Linked DNA regions of Homo sapiens: region 1 is linked to region 2. A link is a loop called in an ENCODE intact Hi-C map of the cell type or tissue named here. Cell type or tissue: ascending aorta. All regions are shown on one strand. Links, peaks and the distances in the headings refer to the core of each region. The heading gives the core; the rest is flanking DNA. Region 1 overlaps PRKG1 (protein kinase cGMP-dependent 1). Region 2 overlaps PRKG1 (protein kinase cGMP-dependent 1).

Region 1 (17,008 bases), core at 3,731-11,730, 51 kb before region 2:
GACAGGATTACTGAATTGGATGGTAAATTGAATTGGATCATCTCAAAGGAGCAATTGAACCATAACATTTTACAGAAGCAAAAGGATCAATGCAGAGAGGAGTGAGGCATACAGCTATATGATTGAGTATATTCATGATAGTTATTTTGAAGTAACTATGAGGCATTATACTAAAACACTGATGGTTTAGAGACAGACTCTACATCAAAAGATCAGATGTCTAGAAAAAAGGTGATACCACGTGTTGACTTTAATAAAGGAAATGGTGTCTCATAAGATCAATGCTCTATGAACAAATTTAAAGACTCTAGGGGATTCAAAAGAAATAAAGGACACTAAAAGTCAATAATTTGGAGTTTGTCCTGTTTAAGCATTTTGACTTCACCATACAGGAGTATGTGGCTTTGGGCAATTAATTTAAGCTTCCATTATTCTCTTTTAGGAAACAGATATCATAATGCATGCCTCATGAAACTATTCTCAGATATGAGTGAAATAACTCATGGTGGATACTCAGCATGGCACCTGACACCTAAAATATAATCCATTCATTTATGTCTTTTAATGGTATTACCATCTTATAAGTACATAGGAAACAGAGAACAAATTAGCACTAACATATTGGGTAGTGACAATGAATTCTAAGAGAGTCAAAAAAGAAAGAACAAAAGTTTAGAGTAGTCATGCAACTGGCTCACTAGCTCTGAGGAATAAAAGAAGCATTCTGGTAAATTGCATCCAGATTTAGACAGGCTGCAAAGTTAAGAGGGAAAATTAAAGAATGACTGAGGCTGGGTGTGGTGGCTGACGCCTGTAATCCCATCACTTTGGCAGGCCAAGGCAGGCAGATTACTTGGGGTCAGGAGTTCGACATCAGCCTGGCCAACACGGTGAAACTCCCATCTCTACTAAAAATAGAAAAATTAGCTGAGCGTGGCAGTGGGTGCCTGTAATCCCATCTACTTGGGAGGCTGAGGCAGAAGAATTGCTTGAACCCAGGAGGCAGAGGTTGCAGTGACTCGAGGTGGTGCCACTACACTCCAGCCTGGGCAACAAAGCAAGACTCCATCTAAAAAAAAAAGAGAGAATGACTGATATTGTGTTAATAAGGTGGCAAAGACAAGAAAACTGGCATACAGAAGCACAGAATTATTTGAAGGCAAGAAATGTATCATCTTGTTCATCTTTGTCTTTTCTGTTCCTGGCACATAATAAAGGCTATAAATGTTTGCTGAATGAATAACTCATACATATTCCTGTCTGGTGCTCTTAGGCATAAATGTCTCCTAACTCTTCATTTTAGGGTAGCCCTTAATTCCATCATAAACAGGCCTCATATAATTCAATTGATGTCAAAACCCAGAAACATTCTAGAATCAATAATATTAAACAGATGATCTGTGATTTTTTAGAAAAGGAATCAGAGGCTGAGTGGCCATTGACTAATGAGATCCATTTGCAATAGGCTCTTCAACATGTAGGAGGGTCCATCTCACATCAGTGAAGCTCCAAACACCTCACATTTTGAGATTCGGTCAAAAGCTTCAGCCTCTGGCAAGCTACTGAGATAGAGTTTGTGGCAACCCTCTCATGATGACACAATTTCCTGCAGGTGGGCCATTTTTAACAGTGTGCCTACTTCAAAAATATCTGCACATGTTTGGTAAATGTCATTGCACATCTGTGCATAACAACAGATTTTGGCTTGAACCTCATTAGGAAAATGAGTATTACATCTGTAAGTCCTTTTGTCAGTTGGATAGGCTGTATCCCTAAATACTACACCAAGATGCTGACAACATATGCTTACATATTTGCTGAAATTCAAGCAAACATCTTTAAAAAGTCATGCTAATAACCATTCCTTACAAGTTAAACGATGTGACTTTAACTCAGAAACATTATTAAAATGTATTCTCCCAAAGGAGGGATTTTCCTTTTCCTAGTCAGTTCTTAGAATGCTTCTCTTTCTGCAAACAGTGTACATATGCCAGAAGCCATATATTTGACATATCCTTAATTAATCTCATTTCTTGAAGGGAAAATGAAGCATCAAGATTATATGTCTATTAGCCCCCTGCTGTAACTCTCCTGCAGAGCTCACTGTTGACATGCTTTAGAAGTTTCCATTTTTGTCATATACCTCTACATCACCTCAGTTCGCTGCCACCTTAAGGCTAGACTCCACAGCCATAATTTGTGAACCCTTTCAAGTTCTCACTAAATATGAAAACAATGTTTCTATCTAGGTCCCGTTAAGAAAGTATATGACAAGGCTGCTTAAAAGAAACAGATGGAATACTATTTGGCGTTTATTTTCTAGGCGCTAGTAGACTTTGAAATAGAAATGTCCCATTTTGGCCCATTTTCTCTTTAGTAAATTATATGTCATTCTCTAAGTTTGGCAGAATTCTGGGAAAAAAATCACCAGGAAAAGGAGCTCTCTAACAGCCTTCTCTGCTGGCAGATGACATCAAGAAATGTCAAGTGAGCTCAGCTGTTTTACATTTTCAAAATTGTCTGCTTTGGCACATTATGAGAATGCCATTTTCCTTCTTGTGATTTTTCTAGTCTGGAAGACACATAGTGTTGCAAAGAAAATTGATCATTCAACAATGATTAGAAAAATAAGCTGTAATTGACACGAATGCAGAGGTTGATTGTATGATTATGCAATATGAAAACTGATCATCCTTATTTACACAGGTGAAAGACACAGTGGAATCTGTATTTTACAAAAGGATCACTGGTATCTTCCATAGGAAAAAAATCTGAATGACTTCTAGAAAGATTCTGTTTAAACACACTAAACATACTCCTTTTTCATGCATTGAGCATTCTCTCCACACAATAGCACCAATTGTGAGTGTACAACACAATGATACTCAGAGTGTTATCGAGTCTCCCTAATGACTTGCTCAACTACATAAACCCAAAGGTCGGTTGACACATTATTCACCTTTCTCCTCCAGTCCTTCCATCAAATTCCAGTTGTAACTAAGTATGTTTCTCTTTGTGTCATCTCCTCATGCCTGCCTCACCTCATAGGTAATAAGCCTCAAAACTGAGTTATTCTGAAGGTTGATTGTAATAAGTAGTTTGTGAACTTTTGTTTTTTAAAATAAGAGCAAAAGATAATATTTAATAATTGTTTTGATAAGAACTTCCCAAATTCTGACTTTAATAAACTCTGCCCTTGGTTAACATAATTGCGCCAACTCCTTCAGCAGGGAATGGCAGACCAGGGATAGTCAAATATTTGCTCGCACCATTTGAGAATGTATACTTACTAAATGGAGGTGAAGATAGGTATAAATATACACAGCAGAGTTACTTCTAAACTCTTAAGCCTGGCCACTACTGAGGCTTCCATGGATGTGTTGTTGTTCTGCCAGCAGCATCTCTTCCTTGGGGAACTACCATGCTGGGTAATGTAATTCCAGTGCCCAGTCCCTGCCCATCCCTGGTCCTCCTTTAAGTATGATTGATTAAGTTACATTGTTGCTTAGACTAGATTGAATCTGGTCTCTGTCTCAAGCCCATGAAGGGGTCCTCAATACCTTACATATTGCTAATTCTGACATAAGCACAGGGCTCTTATTTATATATGCATAATACAGAAAGGATAATAAACTCTGAAAGCTTGAAGCCATTTGAACAAAATTTGACAATTTTCATAGGGCTTTACTTAAAAGGCTTTAACTTTTTGAAACAATACTTAGATAAAAACAGGTTACAATTCAATTTTATCAGTAGACAAAAGGCTTAGAGGGATTAACTTATTTTATGAAGATTATCCAACCAAAGGTTCAGCTATAGAGCTCATCTTCTGTAAGTCCTTCAAGGACATTCCCAATTCATATCACATAATTTTAACCACAATGACCAAAAATGTTCAGATCAATATTTTACTGATTTAATATTTATATTTTCTAAATCGTAAACCTGGAATGCATAACCTTATACACAGTAAATTATTTTAAAGGCAAATTACTTAAGGATGGACATATTTCTAGAAATCTTAAAGCAGTCTGACTGAATTTCTTGAAAGTTATGACTAAGTGGTAAGGATCTCAAGACACTAAGTAGAAACATTAGTAAGTGTTGATACAAGAAGGAAAATACTAAGTCACAAGTAAAGCTTGAAAGTAATGAAATATTTGTTCCACAATACATATTTAGGAAATATTAAATGCCAAGTAATATAGCTATGACAGTGAGCAAGACACATATATTTCCTCTTCTAAAAGTTTGCAATGGTTTAGTAGAAGAGAGATCAATAAAGAAAGCAATATCAATATAGTGTGGTGAGTGCCAGGCTCAACTGACGTATTCAGAGTGTGTGGGGAGCCTCCCACAGGAACATCAAACCTAGCCCTAGTGGTGAGGGAAGAGTTCCCCATGGAAAAAGTGCTTACAGTTAGGCCTGGAAGAGGAGGAGCTACACAAGTGAAGAAAAGAAGGCTGGTCAAATTCCTGATGCAAACAAAGCTAGCAAAACCTTACTTTATAACTCTAGAAATAAAAAATCCTATTTCCTTATTTCCTTTTATTGAGTCCCATCCCCAAAATCAAGATACTCTTTATCGAGCTCAAGGCCACACACTCCTAAAACATATCCAAGGCGTCTCACCACTCAGCCGAGAAATAACAGATCCACCAGCCTAGATTGCTCTACTGCCAAATGTTCTATCACCTAGTCAGCAATTTAGTAGATCTTAGCCAAAAATTAATAAGTTATCAACAAACTTTCCACCTTCTCTGACTTCATTGATACTGTTTATTCCATTCTGATACTTCACATCTCTAACAATTGACTCTATACATTCTGGAAATAATGTTAGCTACAGATTTACAGGAATTTCAGATCTATTTTCTTGGGCATAACTAATGCCACCTGCTTCAAAGATGCAGCAAACTCTGAAAGGTGGAGACAGTACAGCTCAGGTTCTATAACTCCTATGTCATTACTAGCTACAGATGCGTTATTATGTTGTATAGACAATACAAGTTATGATCTTAAGTAACTATTGATCTATTTATCTATATTGGCTGAATGAGATATCTCCCAGTCACCGACAAAAGTAGTAATGAGTGCTTTCTTAATCATACTATGTCCTTATCAATTTGGTTTTATGTATTTAAACATGGCGTGAGACCATCATGTTTATTCAAATACAGACATGTATTGAGCATGGCATCATGTTGACAGGAGCCATCAGCTGAAGTACACCTTAGTTCACTGTAGACTCTACTATGCAGAGTTGGCAGATAATCAACAAAATCTGCCTTGATTCTTAATGTTACTGGTATCTTGTCTCCACTTAGTATTGTGAAAAAGGAATGTAAAATCTTCAACGTCAATCAATAATATAATAGATAGACATTAAGTTGTTACAAGTTGCGTTCAAGTAGAAAGCCAGGAATATGTTTTAGGATTCCAATTTTGTCATTCTGTTTTTCTTTTTACCAGCTCTTCAGCTTCCCTGATCAGTGTTTTCCATACATTTTGTTTTTCTTTTCTTGTTATTCCAACCAGGAAACAGTAACAAAGAACAAGAAAAACGTCCATGGTCAGGGTTATGCCACAGTAACAGTGGACAGAGGTTTATGCAAAAGACAAACATGGAAACCTGGAAACACTAGAGGTTATACTCAAAATCACTCCTGATCTTCCCTTCACATTTCATGCACTGGTTCCCACTGACCAATTCTCAAACTTGAGAATGGGTAGAGGCAGGAGAACAAACTTAGTCTTTTTAGGATATTTATTAAAAAAAAAAAAAAGAAGAAGAAATCAAGAAGCTATTTCTAACGAGGACTTGTTATGTTCCCAAATATCTTAATATAATAACAATCAAATTGCAATTTTATGGCCTAAAGAAGGAAGAAAGAATAACAACCCTAGTAAGCAACTTGGATTCTAAAAAAAATGAGAAGAAAATTTATTTTAATTAGTCATAGTCTTTACACTAATTGCTCACCTGTCACAAATTAGCCTTTTTCCATTAATAATACACTTGGCCTTTTAATATTAAAAAGGAAAGATGAGAGGCAAAAACAAAAATGAATGTAATTTTTTATTCCAAAAGCTATGATTATTTTTCAAGCTAAATTTATTGACACTAATGAAACCATAGAGTCATATTTAGATTTAGGGAACTGTTTCTTATTTCCAGGGAAGGAAGTTCAATACTGTAATCATATTGTAGGTGAATGCCTGAATAAAGCATGTAGACTAAGGGTAGCTTATCAGAAGTAGATACAGTCACAGTTCAATTGGGTTGCTCCAATAACTAGCAAAGTGACAATCATTTCAGGATTTACACCAAATATAAAACACACTGGAACTGATTTTTTTCTTAAACAAGTAAAAAACTATTCTGGTTTCCTTAGAAATGTCCCAGGGTAAAACTATTCATCCTTTCTGGCAGGTAGAAGTTGTTGTTTTGTTTTGCTTTTTAACTTTGAAAGAGATGACCAACGTATGCTTCTGGTTTAAGAACACCAGAACACACACGAGCTGATGCTTAAAATCCAGTGGGACAGCTACATATGTGTACTGCATTGAAATACCATGAGGAAAAAGGCATTCCATGGGCAATTTTCAGGAAGGCTACTCATCTCCACGCTAGACACAATGGCATAAAGAAGAGCTGAAGGGCCCAATCCTGCATGCACAGCATGTATTTAATCTTTATTAGAACACAACTAAGAGACTCTGCAGGGCCGCTGAGGAAATGATTGCTGTGGAGATGGGGAAGTCAGGGGCCTGTCAAAGGGCAAACTCAGCCAGAGCAGGGAAAGAACATATCAGTCAACCAAGCAAAGGAAGGCCTTTCACAAGGGGAGTGTTAAAAGCAGCAACCAAATATAATGAAATGTCAAAAGGGATGGAGAAAGAGTTAACCAAGATGGCAAGAGGGCAAACCCCAGAGCCAACCCTTTCCAAAGAATTAGCCACTTTTGCAAGAAGCTGCTACGTTCCTATTTTTAGGACTGTGGCTTGTTTTCAATGAAACAAGTTCACATCACACACTTTCCTATACATTTATAAACTGTCTCAGTTGCAAAACAATGTTTTTATTGAAGGCTCTATGGTGAAGTATAATTAATAATATTCAAATATTGTGCTGTTTCAAAACTTAGGCAGCGGTTCTCAAACTTGAGAGGTAATCAAAATCCCCTGGAGGGTTCTTACAACACAGATTACTGGGCCCCAGCCCCCTAGTAGGTCTTGGCTGGGGCTTAAACACGTACACACTTAAATTCCCAGGTGGTGTTGATGAATGCTGCTTGTCCAGGATTCACATTTAAGAACCATTGGTCTGGCTGCGTGCAGTGGCTCACACTTTTAATCCCAACAGTTTGGGAGGCCGAGGCAGGTGGACTACTTGAAATTAGGAGTTTGAGACCAGCCTGGCCAACATGGTGATGAAACCCCACCTCTACTAAAAACACAAAAATTTGCTGAGCGTGGTGGGGGACGCTTGTAATCCCAGCTACTCATGAGGCTGAGGTAGGAGAATTGCTTAAATCCAGAAGGTGGAAGTTGCAGTGACCTGAGATCATGCCACTGAACTCCAGCCTCAGGGACAGAGTGAGACTCCATCTCAAAAAATAAATAAATATTTTTAAAAAGAGCCATTGGTCTAAGGAAAATGAATAAGCTTATATAATTTCATGCCAAAGCTTATAACTGGACCATGAGGAGCAAGAGCAAAGAGAATGTCTTATTTACTCTTTTTCCAACATATTCAAAACCTGAAGGAAAATCAGGAGGCAATTTAATTAATTGGGGTAGAATAGTTTTATTTTGTTTTTTTCTAAAAGAGACTTTTTTTAATACTAAGAGTTTTCGATAAGTGTATCACAAACTTAAATGTACATATGAATCACCTGGCAATCTTACTACTGTACAGTGAGAAGCAATACGGCACAGGCGTCAAAAGACAGGACTCAAGAGTTAGGCTACCTGAATACAGGTCTGTATTAGTCCATTTTCACGCTACTGATAAAGACATACCCAAGACTGGGCAATTTACAAAAGAAAATGGTTTAATTGGACTTACAGTTCCATATGGCTGGGGAAGGCCCACAATCATGGCAGAAGGCAAGGAGGAGCTAGTCCCGTCTTACATGGATGGCAGCAGGCAAAGACAGAATGGGGAATATGCAAAAGTGGAAACCCCTGATAAAACCATAAGATCCTGTGAGACTTATTCACTACCATGAGAACAGTATGAGGGAAACCACCCCCAGATTCAGTTATCTCCCACCAGGTCCCTCCCACAACACATGGGAATTATGGGAGCACAATTCAAGATGAGATTTGAGTTGGGACACAGAGTCAAACCATATCAACGTCCAAGCTCTGTCACTTACTAGCTGTGTGATTTGGGGCAAGTTACTTAACCTCTCTGTGCTTCAGTTTCATCTGTAATATTAGACTAGTAGAAGTACCTGCCTCGTATGATATGAAGATACAGTGCTTGGCACAGGTAAGTATTAAATAAACATTACCTGTATACACAAAGAAAGGGGTCTGATGTGCTTGCATTCAAGCTATAATAATTGTGTACAGATCTCCTTGGCTCACGAGGCTACAACCTGATAACCCATGGTAAGTTGAAAATATTGTAAGTCAAAAACGCATTTAACGCCCTGATAAACCCATTGTAAAGTCAAAAAATCATAAGTTGAACCCTTGTAAGTTGAGGACCATCTGTATTTGCTTTTTATATATTCTTTAAAAGTGCTTAAAGTTAAGCAGTCCTTGTTTAGGATGAGAGAAAAGTGTCTGTATAAGATTAAATATTAATACTTGATTTAATAGAATTCTTCATCTCTCTATTGCTATTGCATTTTTTACAATACTTAAGACTTGCATATAGAACAACCTTGCCCCTTCAGATTTCGATACTTTTTTTTTTAACATCTAAGGCAATACTGAACTAAATACAATGGGTGTTGGGGGCTGAAGTGAGGGGGAACGTGATGATGAGGAGAAAGAAAAAATTAATAAGTACTTTGCCCAATATTGCAGACATAACTGATGGTGAATGTTCACATATAACTATTTACTTGATTTGTTTGTAAAAGGGAATTACAGGGACTTCTAACTCCCTCTGGATTTCTCAAGGACAATAGTTATTACAGACATAGAAACATACTTGCTACAGCCTACTTTTCCTGCCCCTCTCCAGTGGACAGAAGTAGTGCTAATTCCAGCTGTGACTACTTAAGAGTGCTTGTACTAGCTCTTGTTTTCTAAAGGGGAATATAAAGCTTTGGCTGAATATCTATAAAGGGGTAAAAACAATTTTCTGTGAACAGTATAAAAAGATTTTTCAGAGACCCAAACCATTGCTGTTATGATGGTACACTTTGCAATGCTTGTCTGCTTCCAAATGTCGGCACAGTGAGACTGTTTTTGTGAGGCTGTCAACATTTTATAAAAAGGTAATCTGGGATAACTGTAGAGGCCTAAAACTGCACTTGCTATAATTTCCCTCTTGCCTTTGGGGAAACAGCCTTTCTTAAAATGACAACATAACACGAAAGCTTTGTAACCAATGGCTTGTTTACGCCTATACTATTCATATTTGGGATCATGAGTATAAATACACATGCAGACCCAAAGACATTTGATGATTGAAATGATCCAGATGTCTGTTTTTTGTTTTTGCTTTTGTTTTTGTTTTAATATTTGTAAAGCAGAAAGGGCATTTGGCCCTGGGGAAAAATAAAAGAAAATTATATCAAAAAGTGGAGATTTTAAAATTTGTTTTAGCAACAATTATTCTCTAGATAGAACACAGTAATCATTATGAATATCTTAAACACCACCCCATCCAACGAGACATTTCTTTCCCAATACGCCATTTCCATTGTCTTTAGGATATATAAAATGACTTCAAAAAATTCCAGAATTTTAAGTTCTGCAGTTCCAAGGATGATAAACATTTCTTTCAAAGGCTTAACGTTTGCTCTTATTCTATGTCAAAATTTTATGTGATGACACCTGTTTCACATGAATAAGAAAAAATAGGCCATCTTCTTGGTTTACAAATGGAATGCAACATTTCCTGCAAATAAATAACCAGGAACAAACTTAATGACCTTCGCAGTTTTATTGGAAGAAAATTCCCCAATCATCAGCTACTGTATCATACAATCTGTGGTCAAGTACAATATCCAGCATCAAATTATTTAGCTAAGTAAAAACAAGTCTAACAAACCAAGTCAATCATGGATTAATTTGAGGAACTGGTAACACAGAGACAGACTCAATTATAGGGTCCAGAAATGATTAAAAGTTACTTACGATTTTATAAATAAGAATTACAAGTTATGTGGTAGCTTAAGACTATTGGCTGCATAATGTTTGCTTGATCATGTACATGAGCATGTATTTTAAATATGCATTTTAAAGTTCTTTAGAATGTTTTTAAGTCTTTTTGATAAAATACTGAAGACAGAAAAATATGTGATTTACCCAGAGTCTTCCAAAATTTATTTATTTATTTATTGTTCAGCATCCAAATTGTATTCCAGTTTGTTGAAGGTTCTTTTCATTCTAGTATAAAACCCAGTAAAAATCACTGTGCCTTATGAAGAAAGTATGTAGGGAAAGGAGGAAAATTCTACACTTAAAGTTCATCTCCCACTATGATGCTCAGTTCAAACACTACTCAACCCAAAGGTAAGACAGGGTACAAACTACTGCTTATTTAAAACCCACCCCTAACAGCAGACTATGTTACCAGAAAAAGTCTACCTATTTTATAGAATCAGATTACGCGGTAAGTTTTTCTACTCCTTTGTAACTAAAAGAACAGATTATGCCAAACTCAAAATGGGAGATTCAGGCTAAATCAACTAGGTCATCAAACAGAGGAGACATCAAAACCAGGCTCACTTTAGCCCTCAACCTTTTCTGCCAATCAGAATCTTGGATGGAAAACTATTTTAAAAGCCAAAGTAGTTTTTCCCCAGGCAATTCAGCTCATGGACATTGAGCAACATAAAATGAAGTAGCAAAACATCAAAATCAATAACCAGGAAATGACTATGGTAGGCAAACCACAGTAAACCCCAATTTAAAAAAGAAAAAAATGTCACCAGTCGCTCCTTAAAAACATTCAGAATGCAGAGCCAGGTCACAACTGCAAACAGCCATAAGCTCTGCAGGAGACAGCTGAGAAGTCATTAGCCAGGTGCCATCAGAGCTAAATGGGCTAGGTGGTCCAGGAGTTAGGGTCTTCTCTTCAGCCATTTCTGTTCATTCAGGGGAGAAGGCCTTTCAAGGACTCAGTAGGTTGTGTGGTGTAGTTAATTTTATCATATGATTTTTGGCTCAATAGCAAATTTTCAAATTAAAGGAAACATACTGTTTTATGAAAAAAATAATAATCTTTAGAGTCAGATATACTTGGGTTCATATGCTGACTCAATCATTCACACTTAATAGTAGTGGGTTGTCCAGGAGACTTTACATTGGGATTTGGATTTGGCTGTCTTTGGTATCTCCCAGAGGCGTATAAGCATGAGCTGATTTGCTTGGTAGACAGGGGACCCACAAGGAAAAATTCGTGTATTGCTGCCTAAGACAAAGGACAGGAAAGACAGAAGATCTATTCTCCAAGTAGGGTTGTCATAAAGTTTCAAATAAAATACCAAACCATATAAGGAATTCTTGTAACCAAGTACCTAACAGGATCAAGAGTACATTGTACATGCCTAATGAATGAAAAACGGTATTCAGAAACATACCACTTAATGGGTGGTTCTTTTATGGAAATATAGGGCAAATACTGGACTATCTGGTTAAAACATGGATACCTAACAATCCCAACCTTTTCTTAAAGTTCTGTTCCTTCTGTTTCTCCATCTTCATTCTGAGAAAACCCGAATACCTCTTTTCCAGTGCAAAAGAAAAACCAACCATCTTTTCATATTCTTTTCAAAAAACACAAAAACTATATAAAGATTACCAGCTTATTTCTAGTAGAACAGCTTTTGGCTTTATTAATCAAAATATGTAGGGATTTCTCTCTGAAGTACTGACATCCGGATTACTTCATTAAAGTCATCACTATCCCAAGAACAAGGAACAGATATCCTGCTTGTCCTGACATCTCTCAGAAGAAGGAAAAACTTTCCCACAGGTAAATATCATATCTACTCTTACAGCTACAAGATTATTTCTGGAAATTTATAAATTATTATGTTTGTTTCTGTCTCCAGCCACAGAAGGTTCAGAAAATGGAAATCCAGTCTTATATCACTCACCACACATTTTTTGTGGAATTTAAAACTAAGAATAATTCACTCTTTAAAATTATGTTCTCTTCTTTTAAAAATTAATTTTTCTTCTACCAAATGGAAAGCTAAATTAACCTGAGCAAAATAAAGTAAGGCATTAAACAGCATCCTGCATCCCCCTGCATTCTGCTGCCTTAGAAGCACCCAAGGGCAGCACCCAAAGTAGGAACACAGCTTTCTGCTGCTGGTCAGTAGCACTGGTAGCAACAGCAGGCGGCATCTTCAAATAATTTGCCAATTAGTCAGTATTGAGCAGGAGATCACAACGACCTGAGAACATTTCTACGTTCTCAGAACCCCTATAAAGACCTAATGGGAGAAACATCACCAAAATGTAGGCTTTCATGCCTGGTGTTAACTCCTATATCCTCACAGTCTGGCAAAATGTGGCACATTCCAGATTATATATCTGTTGAGGCAGAACCATGGGGAGGCTACCACGACAGGAACTGGAAATGTCAAGTTATTTAATCGTAAAGCTTACACTGTGAAGAAACAATGTACTGTTGAAAAAGGCACAAGTAATCAGAATTAAGATAGAACAGTCATCAGAAGCAATCAAAATGTCTTTCAGGAGGCAATGGATATGTAAACTATGGTACAACCAAACAATGGAATATTACTCTGCACTAAAAATAAATGAGCTATCATGCCATGAAAAGACATAAAAGAAGCTTAAATGCAAATTTCAAAAAGAAGGAAGCTAATCTGAAAAGGCTATGTACTATACAATTCCAACTACAGTATACGACATTCTGGAAAAGGCAAAACTATAGAGACAGTAAAAAAATCAAGGGTTGAGGTTGGGAGTGATGAAAAGACAGGGCTCAGAGAATTTTTAGGCCAGCAAAACTATTCTGTATGGTGCTATAATTGTGAACACATGTTTTACATTTATCCACACCCATAGAATGTACAACACCAAGAGTGAACCCTAGTGTAAACTATGGACTCTTGGCAATAATGATGTGTCAATGTAGGTATGTCAATTATAACAAATGTACGACAGTGGGGCAGGATTTTGATAGTGAGGGAGGCTATGCATGTGTGGGGGAAGGGAGTATACAGGAAATCTCTGCACATTCCTTTGCTGTGAAACAATTAATAGAACTACCCTAAAAAATAAAGTCTATTCAAAATAAACAGAATAGACTAATGATAGATGCACAGAATGCTATGTGAACCCAAAAGATGTGCATCCTATTTTGTGGGAATGAGAAGAAGCTTTCTCGGGAGGGAGGGTGAAGGGTATTTCCAGTACTTTCTAGATGTGTTACTTTTTATAACCAATCTGAATGTCAAATGCTTCTTCTTTGTAATAGACATAATAATGCATACCTGGCATTATTGTGAAGATGAAAGATTATTTCTGTAAATCACCTAATAGTGTCTGTCAAATAGTAGACACCAAACAGGTACTTATCACTATCTTACTACAGTACAAATTAGACTACTATTTTATCAGTCCATGGCAAAGTTGTACAAATCAGCCAATTAAAAAGTAAACTATAATGTTCTGTTTGCTATTCTGGGAGTATTAAATGAGCTAATCACAAGAATCATTGGATTATCACTCTAATACTTGTTTTTAAAACGATTACAATCTTTCTGTTAAATTATCAAGCAGAGAGCTTCTATAAGACTTCAAATGTCTTCCGTGGCATAGGATTTCCAAACATCTAAGACCATGTTTGCTCTTGCCTCATCATATAGTCTTCTAAAGTTTAAGCATTTTGTTTGTTTTGTTTTGTTTTGTTTTTGAGACAGAGTCTTGCTCTGTCACCCAGGCTGGAGTATAGTGGGGCCACCTCAGCTCACTGCAGCCTGCACCTCTGGGTTCAAGCAATTCTCGTGCCTCAGCCTCCTGAGTTACTGGGATTAACAGGTGTGTCCCACCACACCTGACTAATTTTTGTATTTATAGTAGTGACGGGGTTTCACCACGTTGGCCAGGCCGGTCTTGAACACCTAACCTCAAGTGATCTGCCCACCTTGGCTTTGCAAAGTACTGGGTTTACAGGCATGAACCACCATGCCCGGCCTATATTTTAGTAGAAAGTTATTCATTGATGAGGTGATCATTAACTTGCTTTGTCATTTAATATAAAAGATTCATTAATTTATACTGGGTCTTAAAATGTATTAAAAATAGTCGTCAGGTCCCATTACTATCTCACTAACCTCTGATTCTAATAACTATCCCTGTATTTGTAGCTATCTATTAGATTTTTTGGTACAGACATCTTAACAAAAAGGTGTGCATTTTGCATTTACTCTAATTCTAGACAGTCACAACCACTAAGTGGAATTAGAAGACAAATACACTATAGTTCTCACCAACAAATATAATAGACAACTAAACTGTTTTACCTATTTTCTTTTATTTTTAGAAATATCTTAGAAAATAACATCATTTTTTGAATGTTAATCAGGGGTCTTTGGGTAGATAAACATTTTCCCCAGCATTACCAGGTTGTTTGCTCACAACCCACTGAAATAGGTACTCTTAATATTTTCTTTTTGTTTCAGTGGGGAAACCGACTGAGAAAGGTTGACTAACTTGCTGAAGGTCATACCATAATGATGTAGTTGGGGTTTGAACTAAAATAAAGAAAGGAATAACAATGGAAACAGAACGTGAGAAAATAATATAAAGGGTAACCATGAAGGAAAGACAGCAAATTATCAAAATTGAAAAATCAGGCTGGCGCAGTGGCTCACGCCTGTAATCCTAGCACTTTGGGAGGCCTAGGCTGGCAAATCTCTTAAGGTCAGGAGTTCAACACCAGCCTGGGCAACATGGTGAAACCCCTGTCTCTATTAAATTCAAACATTAGCCGGCCGTGGTGGTGGGTGCTTGTAAACATAGCTACTCAGGAGGCTGAGGCAGGAGAATCGCTTGAACCTGGGAGGTGGTGGTTACAGTGAGCCGAGATCATGCCACTGCACTCCAGCCTGGGTAATAAAGCAAGGCTTTGTCTCAAAAAATAAACAAATAATAATAATAATAATAATAATTAAAGAACTGGGCTTCCTCAACAATATGAAAGGAGAAGGCGCTTCCCTTCACAAAATCATCTACTCAGATTTGTGCAAGTCTTACAACATATTAGCTACCATATTTTTAAATTCAAAATGTCCATGTCATAAGCCCTTTCAAAGTAGGAGAAAGTTATTTGGGGAGCATCTATTTGAAATATTAATATAAGTAAGCTAAAGGAAGGTAAGCCAGCATCTTCTTCTGACTTGAAGTATTCTTAAAAAATAAAGCAATCTTTGAAGACCATTAACTACTTTAGACCGCTATAGTATTTGTGCACTAAAACAACCAGTTACTACAAGATAAATTCATCACTACCAGAATAGATTTTGCCTGAAAGATGAAGTTGAAATTGTATTGTCATAAATCACAGGGCTTAATAACCTCCCCTGCAAGTAGCTCTATAAACAGGCAACTTTTCAAAATACAAAAGTAATAGAGTTCCAATCAGTCATTTAGCTAAAACCATACTCTTTTGAAACAAATTTTTAAAAATTATATACAGAAATATATACTAACATATCCTCTGGAGAAAAGGTAAAAAGACTAAAATGAGTATTTTAAGACTGATAAAATAGAATGTTAAATAAATTTAAAGCTTGGTTACTAACAATATTCCTAAAATCAACCAACCAAACACAAATGTCTTAAAAGGTTTATCTCAGGCTTGTATACTTCCATTTGCACATTAATTTATGAGCTTTTAGGTATATAATGAAAAATGCATCTCATCTCTGTCTTATGTATTACTTTAAACTGACCTCTTTCTTCATGAAAGTACTTCTTTAAACAATCCTTGGGACACAGTTTCCAGAACTTAGTTTTGTGCCAATTGCAATTTTTTTAAAGTAACTGCTTAAAATAAGAATGAATAATATTTTTAAATTCAAGGATTGAGCTATTACCACTGATTTAATTGATATTCTTTCATATGATAAACACCTCCTACTTGCAATAACAATTAAAAAATATTATTGTGTGAAGAGTAAGCATACTGTACTCTTAAAAAAACCCATTACACTTCTGAGACTTTGGTTTAAATTCACTGAGAATTTTAAATTGAATATATGTTTTGGCCTTTGAATTTAAATAAGGAAAGAACCGTAAGGATAGGCTAAGAATTTAATTGCTCACAAAAGCTTATATTACAATGTTTGATGAGAATATAGTATAAGGGGAAAAAATAGAAATTTCCCCCATTTAATTTTTATATGTTTATTTCTAATTGATACTCCAAGAAGAAAAAAGCAAAATGCAATGTATCTCATTAGGCAAAGTGATACACAAAGTGTAAAAACATGTGTTATAGAGCTAAAGAAGCCTGAGTTTAAATCACAAATTGGCTACTTACTGGCCCTGGTAGCTTGGGTAAGTAAATTAAGCTCTCTAGGTAGTAAATGGGTGCTTAATTTTCTTACCCAAAATCACAGGGCCAGAAAGTAGCCAAACAGAGACTCCACCTCTCCAACAAGGTTTTTAGAAAGAGCAACTGAGACAATAATGTAAGTAAAGTGTCTTGCACATATTAACAGCTGAACAAATATTGGCTCCCCTTCTACTTGACTGTACTTTGTTGTTTTTCTCCCATATTCCACTTACTAATATAGAAATTCTTTAACTGGGTTTACATATGAGTTTGAG
Region 2 (17,008 bases), core at 2,972-10,971:
TCTAAACTGTTTCATTTCTCAGTCCAATAAATGGAGTCCCAGAGATGCTATGATTTGCCAAGGGACACAGATTGTGGTGAAGATCAAGGTGAAATTAGAGCCCAGTCAGCTCATTCTCACCAGAATATAGACTAATAGGAGGTCTTTCCTCCTCTCATAACCTATCTACCTCCCATTCCCTTCCATCCATGTAAAACAGCAAACAAAACAAATTAGCAAAACATTTTTTGAATGTTTAGAATTTGTCATATATTGTGCCACACATTTCATTCTTGCAACTGCTTCATGCAGGAAGAATTATTACTATGCCCATCTTAGAGAAAAAGAAACTTACAATTACATAACTTGCACCATGCCATACAAATAGAATTTGAACTCAGGTGATGTGACTTGCTCTTCTATTTCCAATCTTTCCTTCTGTTCTCCTAGACATGGATCCTACAAACGTCCCTTTTGAAGGACTAAACTGAGCGCACAAATTTAGAAAACAAAAAACTCTAGGTAATATCTATCTGGTACATCCTCTTCACTTTACAGTTAAAGACACTGAGGACTGTAAGAGGATATATAACTTGAGAAGATCACCAGCAAGAAACAGGCAACGTTTGACCAATACTCTTATTTTCATTTCCCCCAAATTTGCTGTGTATCAGAATAATCCTGGGAGCTTTTAAAAAATACAGAATTCAGCCGGGTGCAGTGACTCATGCCTGTAATCCCAGCACTTTGGGAGGTGGAGGTGGGCGTCAGGAGTTCGAGACCAGCCTGGCCAACATGGCAAAACCCTGTCTCTACTAAAACAAAAAACAAACAAACAAAAAAAAATTAGCCAGGCGTGGTGGCATGTGCCTGTAATCCCAGCTACTCAGGAGGCTGAGGCAGGAGAATCGCTTGAACCTGGGAGATGAAGGTTGCAGTGAGCCGAGATGGTGCCATTGCACTCCAGCCTGGGCAACAAGAGTGAAACTCCATCTCAGAAAATAATAATAATAATAATAATAATAATAATAATAATTAATAAATAAATAAATAAATAAATAAATAAATAAAAATATAGAGTCCTAGGCTCCCTACCAGACCAGAAGTCCAGATTTCTTGAGATCAGGGCAGGAACCAGAAACTTTTCTAATAGCTCTGTAGATGACTTGCACAAACCAGGCAAGCAACAGTCAATGAACTGCAGTGAGAGTCCCTGTCCGACAACATCCAGTCATTCCTTCGACACCAGTGAAACCTACCCCTTTATGTAATGGGAAATACAACAATGTGACTCCCTGCCATTTAACGTCTCTCAATTAGATTGAAAGCAATAAACCAGGCAACAACAAAATCAGTGCTTTAACTCTCTCCAATCTGTTTTGAGTAGATAATAGGCATTTTCAAGAAGGATGGGTTGAAAGAACAAGAAGAAGCAGAGACACGCTCTTTAGAATCATACCATGAACGGTAAGAAAGCGTTTGAGCTACATCAGTGTCTAGTGGGCATGTGAAGCAGTAGCTATATGGAAAAACAATTGGCAGGGGAAGAATGTGGGAGTGGGGGAAGATGAAAAGACCATAACTGATTTCTCAAGGTAGCCAGAAGGCTCCCAGACTTCTTTATTCAAATAGTAGTTCCTTTAGGTACACAGTGGTCAAATTTGTGGTGGTTTTTAGGCTGAAAGTGTACTTGATAATAAACTTCAAATATACCTGTTTGTAAATAATCTTTAAAAGTTGTTAATAATCTAGTTAATAATATGTAAGCTGAAGTATTGAAGGATGGTGAACTGATAGCTGCAATTTACTTTGAAATGTATCAAAAGTAAGATGGATTTATGGGCCAGGTGGTGTGGCTCACATCTGTAATCCCAGTACTTTGGAAAGCCAAGGTGAGAGGACTGCTTGAGGCCAGGAATTCAAGACCAGCCTGAGCAACATAATGAGACTCCTTCTCTACAAAAAAAAAAAAAAGTTAAAATTAGCCAGGTGTAGTAGTGGCGCACCTGTAGTCCTAGCTACTCAGAAGGCTGAGACAGGAGGACCGCTTGAATCCAGGAGGACCGCTTGAAACCAGGAGTTCAAGATTACAGTGAGCTATGAAGGCGCCACTGCACTCCAGCCTGGACAACAGAGGGGAGACCCTGTCTCTTAAAAAAAAAAAAAAAAAAGTAAGATGGATTTATGGATGAATAGGGTGATGGATAACTATGTGATAAAGAAAGTATAGTAAAATGTCAGTGGTAAAATCTAAATTGTGTGTATATGAGTATTCACTCTAAACTTCTCTCAACTTTGCTATATGTTTGAAATGTTTCATAATAAAGTATTGAGGGATGAATGTGTTTAATAAAAGTATCCAACTGGGCACAGTGGCTCACGCCTGTGATCCCAACACTTCGGGAGGCTGAAGTGGGAGGATTGTTTGAGCCCAGGAGTTCGAGACCAGTCTGGGCATCATATTGAGACAGCATCTCTATTACTTAAAAATAATAATGATAATAAATAATTTTTTTAAAGTAGCCAATGCCAGATGACACTATGTCCACCACTTGAGAACTTTTGAAACAAAATCAAGAAATAACTCCCAGTCATGGTGACTCACGGCAGTAATCTCAGCACTTCAGGAAGCCAAGGCAGGTGGATCGTTCGAGCCCAGGAGTTGGAGACCTGCCTGGCCAACATGGCAAAACCCCATAGCTACAAAAATACAAAAATTAGCTGGGCATAGTGGCACACACCTGTGGTCCTAGTTACTCAGGAGGCTGAGGTGGGAGCATTGTGGGAGCCCAGAAGGTCGAGGCTGCAGTGAGTCGTGCACTCCAAAAAAAAAAAAAAAAAAAAAAGACAACTTAAAGTTGGAGGGAAAAATAAATAAATAAATAAATAAATATACATATATATATATATATATATATATATGCAGTCAGGCCCCCTGCCCCATATCCATGGGTTACACAACCAGGGATAGAAAACATTTGAAAAAAAAATTGCCTCTGTACCAAACACATATAGACTTTCCCTTGTCATTATTCCTAAATAATGCAGTATAACAACTATTTACATTTTGTATTAGGTATTATAACTACTCGAGATAATTTAAAGTATACAGAAGGGTTGGCATAAGTTATGGGCAAATTTATGCCATTTTATATCAGGGACTTGAGTGGATTTGGTATCCAAGGACAGTCTTGGAATAATCCCCCCACAAATACTGAGGAATGCCTGTATATTTCTTGTGTTTCTTTAAGGCATGATTCCTCAATTATTGGTATCCAAATGTCCTCATTCCCTTCTGGGAACCATGAAAAACAGGATACTGTAGAGTTTCACACATTAAGATGAGGAAAATCCATTTCTTCCCACAAAAGGCAAAACTAATTGGCATAGAAAATTACCATTTACTCCTTGTTAATAAATCCTAATGCATTACCCATAAATAAAACATACATCAAGCTCAAATGACAATTCCTGATTTCAGTTCTAAACCAAGGACTTAGAAACTGAACTCTGCGCAAGGAATTTTCACTTCTCCACATTGACCCTAGAAAGTATTCTTCATAAAAGAAACACATGTAGCAAACAATACATAAAGATAGCTAATCTGTCTGGAAGTGAGCAATTTGTTTTTGCGTGGTTTCCATTTCCATCCCCTAACAGATGTCTTCTAGGGCACAAGGATGGGATGGTAGGTGTGTGCTCTCCTGTTTTGTCTTTATAATTCCTACCTAATTCCCTATCTCACTCTGCTTCTTCAGAGCCCGGGATTTTTATTGAATATCTCCAGAAATCCTCCCACAAATGAGAATGACCGGTACTTTCCTGCAGAATCCTTCACTTAACCCCTGAGCATATAACACACTATAGATGGGACCTTATTCTTTTAAATGAGCCTATATGTTTCCATGGCTGCTGCTTACTAACAATACAAATAGAACAATAGCCCATTTTCAGATAAGACTGAATTCTTTCCTCCTTTTAAATTACTATTGAACTTTTCAGTGGAGTAGAAAAACTGTGACAGCTGCTGCAGATTTATTCTGTTTTGGAAGAAGCCAGTGTTTCCATACCTCTTGGATTATTTCAGTCTGTGTTTATCTTGACCTACCATCCCTTAGTGAAAAATTGGAGGGTTCTTTAGAAATATTTATTTTATTTTCACGATCCCTCAACTAAGAAGGAACCAAACTTTTTAGTATCCATTTACTCCGTATTGGACATTCCTTCTCAAGGCCTACATTTGGGGCAGCGTTACACTGATCTCATTGTGACTTCTAAATTCAGTTCCTTATTCAACAAATATTTATTGTGTGCTCTTGGGCCAGGTATTATATAGTCACTGAAATAAAAATAAAATAAAATAAAATAACAATATCTCTCATATTTAATTCACAGTTTAAAAGAGGAAGATCTGTAGATAATTTCAGTGTACAATGAGGTAAGTTTTGCTCTAGTAGTATGTTTTCACTTCTAACCTTATTTTAAATAGTTCTTCAAATAGATGCAAGCCATTATCACCCAGCATATTTTAACATTTTTAAAATGCATACCTTGATCATCCCCAATATTTATAAGGGCAGGACATGAAATTGAATGAATGTTGACAATTTATCAGTCATATAATGTTATTCACTGAAGGAAAATATTGGTAATTTTTAGGTTTGGTTTAAGATGCCAGGAGCAAAAAAAATAATAATTTTTTTTTAAAAAAGCTAAAATACTTTTTTTAAAAAGGTGATCACAAGAACCTGTTATAGAAACATTTTGTTTATTAGAATGCCAAGAATTAAATACAGAATAATAACACTATTTAATAGCTGGAGTATATGGAGTTTTTTCCTAATAATAATCTAAAATTTTATATTTTTTAACTTCAGGTATGCAGAGTTCTAATTAACACCAGAAGTTCAAACTTGAGAACACAGAGAAGAAAAATAATATATAACTACTGAGGGTCCCAAGGTACTCAAAATATTCATTGCGACAATTGCAGGATCAAAAGTGCTAGCATCATGACTGTTGGCAGCTCACCCATTACACCAGCAATCATATCCACTTATGGCCGAGCTCAGTATTGATTTGCTTACAGTGCTCTATTCCTATAAGACCAAAACTTCACTTAAGCCTGTTATTGGAATTCTTTTTATCAAATCATCCTCAACAAAAAGTACTTTCTGATATTTAGACTCTAACTCTTAAAGATACTTGAGGGAGATCAAGTGATCACTTACTTGCTTTTCAACTCCATCTTATATAGAGAAAAAAAGCAAAGTGTAAGATAATAAATTTCAGATCATTGGTTCAGATTTATTATTGATGTTACTATTAGTTGGTTCAAGACGTTCCTATTAGTTGGTGCAACTAATAGTATTAATAACATCAAGAAGAATCCTGTGGAAAACTGTATCAACCACCCCCACACAAGTTCCTAAAAATCTTACAGCCATCTAGGGTTTTTCTTCTGCATTCCAGAATTTGTCTTGAGTTTTCAGTATATGATGACTCAGGTGTTAGGCTTCTGAAAGTCACTTCTGCTATGTGTGTTTCCCCCTAAAGTTCATATATTGAATCCCTAAATCCCAGTGTGATGGAATTTGGAGATGGGGCCTTTGAGAAGTAATTAGGTCATGAGGCTAGTAGTGCCTTATGATGGGATTAGTGTTTTTATAAGAAGAGACAAGAGAAAGAGGTGTGTTTTTTTTGTTGTTGTTGTTTATTTTTTATTTTTATTTTTTGTCTCTCTCTCTCTCTCTCCTCTACCATTTGAGGACACAGCCAAAGGGTGGCTGTCTGCAAACCAGAAAGAGATCCTCACCAGAACTGGACCATACTGGCACCCTAATCTCAGAATCGAAGCCTCCAGAACTAGGAGAAATAAATGTATGTTATTTAAGTCATCCAGTTATATTAATTTATTTCAGCAGCCCAAAATGAATAAGACATCTCCCATCTAGTAAGATAGCCTAGCTTATAATTTTTATTAAGGTGAGATCTTACAAGTTTCAAAATCTATTATTTTCGTGGCTTGGTAAATTGGTTGTGTTTATTCTTTTTGCCTTCAATTTAGCTATCAACTCAGCAAAATCTAACTTTCAGCACCACTCAACAGAATCTGATTTCGTTAAGATCCTTAATAATTTCTAGTTTCCAAACAAAAATAATTTTTTCTTCACTACTATTATTAGATATTATTAGGAAGGAACTTGATCATGCATTCCATATCAAAAAAGAATTTCACTTTCTTGAATCTCACCGTTCTTGCTCTCTGTATACCTCTCTGACCATGTTTCTGTTTTTGTCGTGGATTTCCACCCCTTTATTAATCGTTAGATGTAAGTGCTTCTAAGGATTCAATGCTTAATATATGTTTATTTACTATCCTTTCATGTTCTGATGGAACCTGTTATGACCTAAATTGTGTTCGCCCCCATACCTCACACTGTGACTGTATGTGGAGACAGGGCCTGTGAAGAGGTCATTGAATTAAAATGAAACCATAGGAGTAGACCCTAATCCAACTTGATTGATGTCTTTATAAGAAAAGGAAATTTGGGCCAGGTGTGTTGGCTCATGCCCGTAGACCCAGCACTCTGGGAGGCTGAGGCAGGCAGATCACTTGAGCCCAGAAGGCGGAGGTTGCAAAGAGCCAAGATTGTGTCACTGCACTCCAGCCTGGGCATCAGAGTGAGACTCTGTTTCAACAAAAACAAAAGGGAAGGAGGGAAGGAAGGAAGGAAGGAAAGAAGGAAGGAAGGGAGGGAGGGACGGGGGCGGAGGGGGAGAGGGAGGGAATTTGGACACAGAGAAAGACCCCAGGGGGCCATGCACCCAGAGGAAAGACCATGTAAGGACACAGCAAGAAGGGCAGCCATCTGCAAGCCAAGGAGGGAGGCCTCAGAAGAAACCAATCCTACTTTAAACACCTTGACATTAAACTTCTAGCCTCCAGAACTTTGAGAAAATAAATTTCTGTTTTGTAAACCACGCGGTCTGTGATATTTTGTTATGGCAGTCCTAACAAACTAACATAGCTTCCAAATCTCTCTCTCCAAATCTAAACTTCTCCTTTGAGAGACAAAATTATATATTCAATTTTCTGATGCACATAGGCATACAGGTTACATACACAAAAAACACTTTAACTTGACCTATTCTTATTCAGATCTATCCTTGTATATTAATTATTTTCTCTTCTTGATGGTTTGTCTCTAGAAAACTAAATACTGGAAGTCCCGAATATTTTAACGGCTAAATTTTCTCAAGTCTGGGCTTCTTTCTTCAGGCCTACTAATACTGTTCTAGTTTGTGAAAACATTTCTAAAAATGGCCTATGAAGACAAATTGCAGCAGAAATACCAAGGGTGGGGGAATATTAAAAATACAGACACCACTTTGTTTCCATTTTTTTTAAATTTAAGAATTAACGGGCTACCATCTAATCCAGATCATTTTTTAAACACTTTCAATAAAAACTTTATTCCCAAACTTGAAATCCCCCATTTCTGCTAATGTTATTACTTTGGGAACATTTCTTCCAAAAACCAGTTAACTGAATTGATATTAGTTCTCAATATAAGACCTTATCAGAAGTGGGTTTTTTGTTTGTTTGTTTGTTTGTTTGTTGTTTTTCTTTGAGACTGAGCCTCACCCTGGAGTGCAGTGGCATCATGTCGGCTCACTGCAACCTCTGTCTCCTGGGTTCAAGCAATTCTCCTGCCTCAGCCTCCCGAGTAGCTGGGATTACAGGCACCCACCACCACACTCGGCTAATTTTTATATTTTTAGTAGAGACAGGGTTTCATCATGTTGGCCAGGCTAGTCTCGAACTCCTGACCTCAGGTGATCCACCCGCCTCGGCCTCCCAAAGTGCTGGGATTACAGGCATGAGCCACTGCGCCCGGCCAGAAGGTTTTTGTAAGTTGAAATACATTAATAGTCTCCTCCTCCTGATCATATATCTGTTATTCTTTTAAATTTGAATAAACAGGTTTAATTTTCCCTCTTTAAAAATGTTGCCTCCCAGGCAGTGCTGCAGGAAGGTTTAACTCACTTTATCTTCGTCCAAACTGGGGTTACATAGATTGTGACCAGAATTTAACTAATACTAATAATTTTTTGTCAGATACGTGTGTGTATTTGATAGATTGCAACATAAAAAATTATTGTGGGATATGGCCAAAAAACTTGAAAGCCACTAGTTTAATTTATTGCAATACATACACAGTTTCTACAAAGTACGCTTACATATGAATTCTGGAAGCAAGCCAGGGGGGAAAAGAAAGAAAAAAAGCTATGTTTTTCACCCATCCCACTTCACATGAGTAAAGAACTCTCTGCAAGGTCAAAGTCTAAAATGCGTTATTTCTAGTCCCTTTCTTCTCAGTCATCAGTCAAACTACATTTTCAATTGTCATTCATGTTTGCACTTCATTACTTTTGAAGACCAGAGTCTTTGTAACATATTAAACAGTAAAAGCCATTAAGCCAGTACAAAGCAATGCAAAGGCTTGAGGCTACCAAACTTTAACTATTAGTGCTCTAGGTTGAGAGGTCTGTGCCCTCGCCTGAGGGCACATCCTTGCAACAGCCTCTGGAGCATCAGCTCCAATTTTACTACAACTGAAAACACTTCTATTCTCAGACTCAGATTTCATTTTCACCACAAGGGAGTTCTTTTTAAAAAGAGACTCTAGTTGTCCAAACCCATATAATGCATAACACCACAAGTGAACCCTAATGTAAACTATGGACTTTGGGTAATGACGGGTCAATATAGGTTCACAGTTGTAACGAACGTACCACCGTGGTGTGGGAGGTTGATAACAGGGGAAGCTATGTGGTATGGGAGCAGGGAGTACATGAAAAATCTCTGGATCATCTGCTAATTTTGCTGTGAATCTAAAACTGCTCTACAAAATAAAGTCTAATAATTTTTTAAAAGGGGTATAAGTGCATTTGAAAACATCACTCATTCTACTTTTTCAGTAGCTGATGATGTAGTTTGAATTACCACGGCCTATGGCTTCTCAATTTTTCTCATCCTTTTTTTTTTTTTTTTTTTTTTTTTTTTGAGATGGAGTCTCACTCTGTTGCCCAGGCTGGAGTGCAGTTGCATGACCTCGGCTCACTGCAAACTCCGCCTCCTGGGTTCAAGCAATTCTCCTGCCTCAGCCTCCTGAGCAGCTGGGATTACAGGTGCCCGCCACTATGCCCAGCTAATTTTTGTATTTTTAGTAGAGACAGGGTTTCACCATGTTGGTCAGGCTGGTCTCGAACTCCTGAGCCCGCCTTGGCCTCCCAAAGTGCTGGGATTATAGGTGTGAGCCACCGTGCCCAGTCAATTTTTCTCATTCTTGACAGTGGCTTTTGGGTTATTTTATCACTCAGGTAAAGTGTTTAAAAATAAAAGGCAAGCTATCTTTTCACCTTTCCACTAGAGATAATAAACCCTAGAAAAATGTTTGAGTTATGCTGAGTTTACTTTGGAAACTTTTTCATGCTATTCTAGCCAAGCTTTGAACATGAGCATGAACTAGAATGAGTATGTGAAATACAGAAAAGTTCAGAAAGCTGAAGAGACTTTCTTGCATAAGACAAATGGACAGTTCACAACTGCCTAGCTGGAATCCTATACCATCTGAATCTTAAGGTTCTCAACATAGAGTAATCAACAGAGAGTCATCTTTCCATTTTGCTGATGGCCTTCCTCAAGATATGCAAAGCAAGATGTGTCTTTGCTGGGTTGGTAGATTTTATCCCTCCCTTTTATTTCTGTGCTAAATAGTAGATGATCATAACTTAGTTTCAGAAAGAAATAAAATGGCTTTCTAAGAGATTTGTAATTCTGAAAGGGGAATAAAGTTCATATACGATTCCAAAGTACAACATATTTAACTACATTTTAGATCTGGAAAATGTTTCCATCTTTGCCTGCATGTTGACTTGTGACACACTGGCAACTTGTTAGCCCCCTTGCCATAATGAAGCATCAATATTTGATACCTGCACTTAAAGTACACCTAAGCTCCTGGAAGTTTCCTTTCTCATCATTCTATTCCATAACCATAGCACTCCGACCTTTTATTTGTCACTCTGTAATTACAATAGCTGATACTTATATAACACTTTTTATGTGCCAGGCACTAGTTCAGATGTATTCCATAAAATAACTCTCATTTAATATTTATAACAACCCTTCTGAGATAAGTACTCTGTAATAATATAGATTTCTTCCTGGCTTCTGCAATAGCCTGTGCATTCCTTGAGAGTGAGGATTTTGTGGTTTTGCTTCTGATTAAAAAAAAAAAAAAAAAAAAAAAAAAACAAAGAAAAAATGGAATTTTGCTATTGTTTGTTGTAAAGAGCACATTTTTAAAGATGCTAATTTCAAAGAAACTTCTGTTTATTCAAGACAAAATGTGAAGCATTTTCCATAGATTTATAACATTTCCTAATTCATTTCTTTTTGAAGTTTATTTTTAAAGTAATTTGGGGGCATTATAGGCAATATCTTAGTACAGTTGCAAACAGAAACAGAATCAATTACTTTGCACTTTCTCTTGTCTGGGGGTAAAAAAAAATCTCAAATTTAATATATTTCTGAATGATCTATGAATAGCAATCTATAGCTTATACATCAAGTTTCCCAGGTGAAGTGTGCTATATTATATATAGAAAATCTTCTGTGCGCATGACCTTTTTTTTCTTCTGTGTGGTTTAAATTTTAAACTCTGAAGGAGGTACTATTTTTGAAATAGGAAAAAAGTCAACTATTCATTAAAGCAAGACTTCCAAATTGCAGGGAAGACAACTCTCATTTCTGCTTTTCATTTTTGTTACAGCAATTTGGACAGAAGTATTTATCTCTTGGGGCACACGGTCTTCATTTGAATTAAGTTTCAAATTGGGCCACTGTATCAATGCATACATATTAATGAATACTCTTTTAGACTTCAATATATTAAAATATAATAACTCCCTTGGAACTCTTAATTTCAAAAGGCAATAATATAGGTTTAAACAGTCATTTACCCCTCATCCAATTCCTCTGCTAGACTACATAAATCTTATAGTCAGCTACCAGCCTATTGAACTACTCTCCGGAGATATGAGTTAAGATATAGGGTACAGACTTAAGGTACTGCCTCTCTGTTCATCTGGGAATATTAGGGCTTCATTTAAATAGTAGAAATTTCTGTGCTAATGGCCAAAGCAAAACATTAATGTCAACGGAATCCCAGGTTTAACTCGGAGAAATTTCTATGCAGCTGGCAAAAGCAAAACATTAATTTCAATAGAATCTTGGTTTCACTCGATAGCAGTCTGCTAAGAGTGACACATTGACCCCTTTCTACTTATCAGAAGATGGTTTGAACCGTAATTCCAATAGACACAATCCTGAGCACCATAATCCTGAATGCTGAAGTCCCAAGACATCAAAATTCCAAAAATATAACTCTGAGAAAAGTAAAAAAAATATATATATATATATTTTTTTTTTTTGCAATGGGGTCTTACTGTGTTGCCCAGGCTGGTCTGAAACTCCTGGACTCCAGGTATCCTCCCGTCTCAGCCCCCCAAATAGCTGGGACCACAGGTGTGTGTCATCATGCCTAGCTTAAAAAATTCTTTAAAAGACATTCGTTTACATTTTTAAAGAGGAATTTATTTGAGAAGTCCATAAAAATATGTCAGACTAGGCCAGGTGCGGTGGCTCATACCTGTAATCCCAGCACTTTGGGAGGCCGAGGCAGGCGGATCATGAGGTCAGGAAATCGAGACCAGCTTGGCTAATATGGTGAAACCCTGTCTCTAATAAAAATACAAAAAAAAATGAGCTGGGTGTGGTAGCGGGTGCCTGTAGTCCCAGCTACTTGGGAGGCTGAGGCAGGAGAATGGCGTGAACCTGGGAGGCGGAGCTTGCAGTGAGAGGAGATCGTGCCACTGCACTCCAGCCTGGGCGACAGAGCGAGACTCCATCTCAGAACAAACAAACAAACAAAATATGTCAGACTACTTCATAGGCATTCATTCAATAGGCATTAATAACAAATATATTTGCAAGTATATATACCCAGTTACGTTAACCATGGTTACATGGGTACAACAACTATGAACAGACTATATTCATAAGGAAATTGGTAAAAAGTGCAATGTATACACACATATCACAGTGGCAATTGTGTGCACCCGGCTTTATAACTGTGATCATCTGAAATATCGTGACAGACAACCTGAGTCATCTGACAAAATTTATCAAAAACCATGATGGTCACTACTGCATATGCAGCCACCCAAATAGCTGAGAGTTTAAGAAATTTTATCTTTCACAAATGCAGATGCACAAGAGGACATCTCTTCATTTATTGAGGAAGTTTCAATGGTTTTACATACATGCACAATGCTTACACAAAGTCAACATTGTGATAACACTCTTTTGCAAAGTCAAATTTGCCAAAAATGCATAAAATGAATTAGAACTCTCTAAAAGTCTTTACAAAATGTATGCCTCCAGTATTAGAAAGGATGCAAAACTAAAATACATAGCATAGTGATGTGTAAAAGGATAATGCTGATGATTTAAAATAGTGAGGGGAAAAACAAACTTTAAAAAAAGACCTCAAAACACCAAAAAAGAAAATTTGACAAACAGTATTACATTATGGGAAATTACACAGAGGTAGTGTATAAGAGCTAGTCAACTTTCATGATCAACTATATTTTGAAGTTTTGCATTGTGATGAATAGCTGTTTGTTTATTTTCTTTTAGGGCATTGCTCACCTAGGAGAATATGTTTACATTCATGTTCTAGTGGTGCTGCTCTTTTTGAAATTCTTTGGCCAGGCACGGTGGCTCATGCCTGTAATCCCAGCACTCTGGGAGGTCAAGGCAGGTGGATCACTTGAAGTCAGGAGTTCAAGACCAGCCTAGCCAACATGATGAAACCCCATCACTGAAAAAATACAAATACAAAAATTAGCCAGGCATGGTGGCATGTGCCTGTAGTCCCAGCTACTCTGTAGGTTGAGGCAGGAGGATCGCTTGAGCCCAGGAGGTGGAGGTTGTAGTGAGCCGAGAGCATGCCACTGTACTCTAGCCTGGGCTACAGGAATGAAACCCTGTCCCCGACCCCCACAAAAAAAAAAAAGAAAAGAAAAAAGAAATTCTTCTATGATTCCATATCCACCAACATAAGCATGCTCTATCGAATCTTCCCATCTTCTGTGCCATGCTTCTATTTTGTTTTGGGTATGCAGAAATCCATTAAGCATGGACTCATATACAGGCCACAAATTTGGTGGAAACAATACTAGTGATTGACCAAAGGAAAAAAAAAAAAAGTTGCCTAAGTGTCTTTTTACCCTACCATGCACATAATTATTTACAAACTAGTCAGTAACTTCACTGGCTTCTTCAGACAAATGCAGCTTTAATTCATTCAAATCTCCTAAAATTCCATCAGCTGGAAGGAAATGGCCAGTGCAGACACCTGAAACATTTTTAAACTGAAGTTTTCGTTGTTGCCATATCATGTGGCAATCCACACATCTGAATTTTTTGCCATATGCATTGGGCTGAATGGAGAAAACAAACTATTGGTAACACCTTGAAATTCACTTTTAGAAGCCTTGATTGTACCTAATTCCAAATCTGTCATTATGGTTTGGGGATTCAATTGTAATTCATTTTCTTCTGCAAGTCCACCAAATCTTCAAATAAATGTTTATAAAGTGCTTGATTTTTTCCAGTCATTAAAACATAAATGAGGCCAGGTGCAGTGGCTCACGCCTGCAATCCCAACAGTTTGGGAGGCCAAGGCAGGAGGATTACTTCAGTCCAGGAGTTCAAGACCAGCCTGGGCAATATAGCAAAACCCTATTTTTACAAAAAAAAAAAAAAAAAAAAAGTACAAAAATTAGCCAGGCATGGTAGCACTCACCTGTAGTTCCAGCTACTCAGGCTGAGGCAGGAGGACGGATTGAGAGCCCAGGAAGTTGAGGCTGCGGTGAGTTGTGATAGTGCCACCGCACTCCAGCCTGGGCAACAGAATGAGACTTTGTCTCGAGAAACAAAAACCCATGAATGAAGCCAGGCACGGTGGCTCTTGCCTATAATCCCAACACTTTTGGAGGCCACAGCAAGAGGATCACTTAAGTCCAGGAATTTCAAGACTAACTTGAGCAATATAGTGAGACCCCATCTCAATTTAAAGAATAATAATCATCATTATTCAAAAATTTAAAAGAAGTAAATAAGTTCTAGAATTTTCAGATCCAATAAGGGCATGAATTAGGCAGAGTTGATAAGAAAAACAGTAGGGACGGTTTTGAAAGTGCCATCCATTGGCCAAAATGAAGCATGCACTAGTTTGTCTATGATAAATTTAGTGGTAAATATAGGAAATCTATCTTCTTCCAAAGTCAAATCCCTAACCAAGAATAGTTCACCATCTATGTACATTATAATCACGGGAGAAACTTCCATATCAGCAAATATATTTAGTGCAGAAGGTCACTGAGCCTGTTGAATTATTTTTATCCTATGACAAAAGGTGTTTTTGGAAAGCAAGCATGGTCCTGTGTGTAAAGAGACTGATAGTGTACACAACTGAATAATTTGGCAGGGGAGATTTCTTGTATTTTTCACCTGCTTTTTTACCCCCTCTATGATCTTTGAAATACTGGAAATATGAGGGCAGATCTTCCCCACCTAGTCCACTCAGACACACACACTAATCTCCACATCGACACACCCGTAATAATGCTTTACTGGGTTTACAGGTATTCTTTTATCCAGTTAAGTTGGCACCTAAAATTAAGTCCACAAGTCCACCCCTTATCAGTTGAAACCCATACGAAACTCCTTAAACCATACTTAGTTTCCAAATAAAGACAATAACAAGATAATAGTTTCACCTAACATGATCCAACTAATATGATGCAACTATTCTGCAAACAACAGAAAATACATTAATTTCTTCTCCAAAATTCATCTTTTAGGATTTCAACATTTGAGGTTTTAATCTTCTGGAGTGTGATTTTCAGGATTTTTTATGTTAAATATTTTGATCTTTCAAGGTTGCAGCATTCAGAATGTTGGTGTTTGGGATTTTGTCTTGGGATTGACTGGCACCATCAGATAACTTTTTCTTTTTTTTTGTCATGCTTTAAGTTCTGGGATACATGTGCAGAACATGCAGGTTACATAGATATACACATGCCATGGTGGTTTGCTGCACCCATCAACCTTTCATCTATATTAGGCATTTCTCCTAATGCTATCCCTCCCCTAGCCTCCTACCCACTGACAGGCCCTGTTGTGTGATGTTCTCTTCCCTGTGTTCATGTGCTCTTGTTGTTCAATTCCCACTTATGAGTGAGAACATGTGGTGTTTGGTTTTCTATTCGTGTATTAGTTTGCTGAGAATGATGGTTTCCAGCTTCATCCATGTCCCTGCAAAAGACATGAACTCGTCCTTTTTATGGCTGCATAGTATTCCATGGTGTATATGTGCCACATTTTCTTTATCCAGTCTATCATTCATGGGCATTTGGGTTGATTCCAAGTCTTTCTTATTGTGAACAGTGCTGCAATAAACTCAATTAATCAGGATTATTATAATACCTTGACATATCTACCTTTCAGACAGAAAGTGGTATGGTGACCACTTATGACAAAAACATCAAATTCAGTTTAAACAGGTTAACATAATTTTCTCAATAACAAAAGAAGATAAAAGAGCCAAAACCTGATGTTATCATACTTTCATGAAAGAAAACTTCTAAACAAAGGGCTGGATGAGCCACAGAGAACACGTTCATTTGGGTAAATCCTTCCACTTGGAGAGAGATCAAGTAGGCAGAAGAATTCTACCTGTTTATTTTACATGGATTATGAACTTTTCTGCGAGACTGAGATTTAACATTTAATCAGTCCTTTAGCAGTGAGATAACTCTCTCTTGTATCTATAAATGCTTTTATAATCCTTGACTATCAACATTGAAAAATGTAGATAGAATTCTAAATATAAATATATGTATTTGTATGCTTTCTTACTGCTCTACTTGTTCCATGAAAACAAACTATGGTTTTCCAGTAAGAATAGATGCCTTAGAGCCAGAGATAAACTAGGTTTAAATGCTTTCTTTGCCATAGAGGTGAAATATTTTGCCTCTCTGAATGTTGGTGTAATACATAAAATAGGCACAGCTCTGTTTAGATCATAAGGTTATTGCAAAAGATGAATAAATTTTCCATGTAAAGACACTTATAAAACAGTAGATACTTAATAAGTATCAACATAATATAAAACAAATAAATATATATATGATAAATAAATATAATCATTCAGGAAGTTCCTTGTGGACAGGAATGGTGTTTTATGTTCTCCATACTAAGTAAGGCACCAGGTATGTTGTCATGCAAATAGAAGGTAAATTGTCCACAGTTTAAATTATAACAATACAAATCACATGAAAGATTTTCAGAAGAAAATTGTGATGGCAAACAGCCATAATTGAAAACTATGTTGTTGTTTTTTTTTTTTTGAGATAGAGTCTTGCTCTGTTGCCCAGGCTGGAGTGCAGTGGCACGATCTCGGCTCACTGCAACCTCCGCCTCCCAGGTTCAAGCAATTCTCTGCCTCAGCCTCCCGAGTAGCTGGGATTACAGGTGCCTACCACCATGCCCAGCTAATTTTTGTGTTTTCAGTAGAGACAAGGTTTCACCATCTTGGCCAGGCTGGTCTTGAACTCCTGACCTCTTGAGCCACCTGCCTCAGCCTCCCAAAGTGCTGGGATTACAGGCGTAAGCCACCGCACCCTGCCTGTAATGAATAATTTAATGTTAAAGTATGAATCCTTCCCTGAAGAAGGCAAGGCAAAAATGCATGTTTATAGCTAAATGGAATTATTAGGCAGTCCCTGGAGAAAATGCATCATGTTAGCGTACATGGTTATAGACTGAAAATTCAGCAAAACATCCATGGTTGATATTTAGAGTTGCCATTTCACACAGGAACATGAAAAT

The links. Peaks named below come from ENCODE experiments on the same cell type or tissue, not always from the same donor. Only the 100,000 strongest peaks of a DNase experiment are listed, where the experiment ranks them.
Region 1: it touches region 2 in a loop (2.9-fold over the local background); 2 of 110 quality-filtered maps call a loop at or near these places.

Annotation. Positions count from the first base shown.
Region 1 is chr10:51,773,904-51,790,911 of GRCh38, reverse strand. The region is part of intron 3 of PRKG1 (protein kinase cGMP-dependent 1); the gene reads right to left. Among named protein-coding and RNA genes, the nearest start is that of CSTF2T, 83 kb to the right of the region's middle. In ascending aorta, for the core only: no CTCF peak of the experiment used is centred there; no DNase peak of the experiment used is centred there; H3K27ac peaks cover 2,022 bases.
Region 2 is chr10:51,721,748-51,738,755 of GRCh38, reverse strand. The region is part of intron 3 of PRKG1 (protein kinase cGMP-dependent 1); the gene reads right to left. Among named protein-coding and RNA genes, the nearest start is that of CSTF2T, 31 kb to the right of the region's middle. In ascending aorta, for the core only: no CTCF peak of the experiment used is centred there; no DNase peak of the experiment used is centred there; H3K27ac peaks cover 4,095 bases.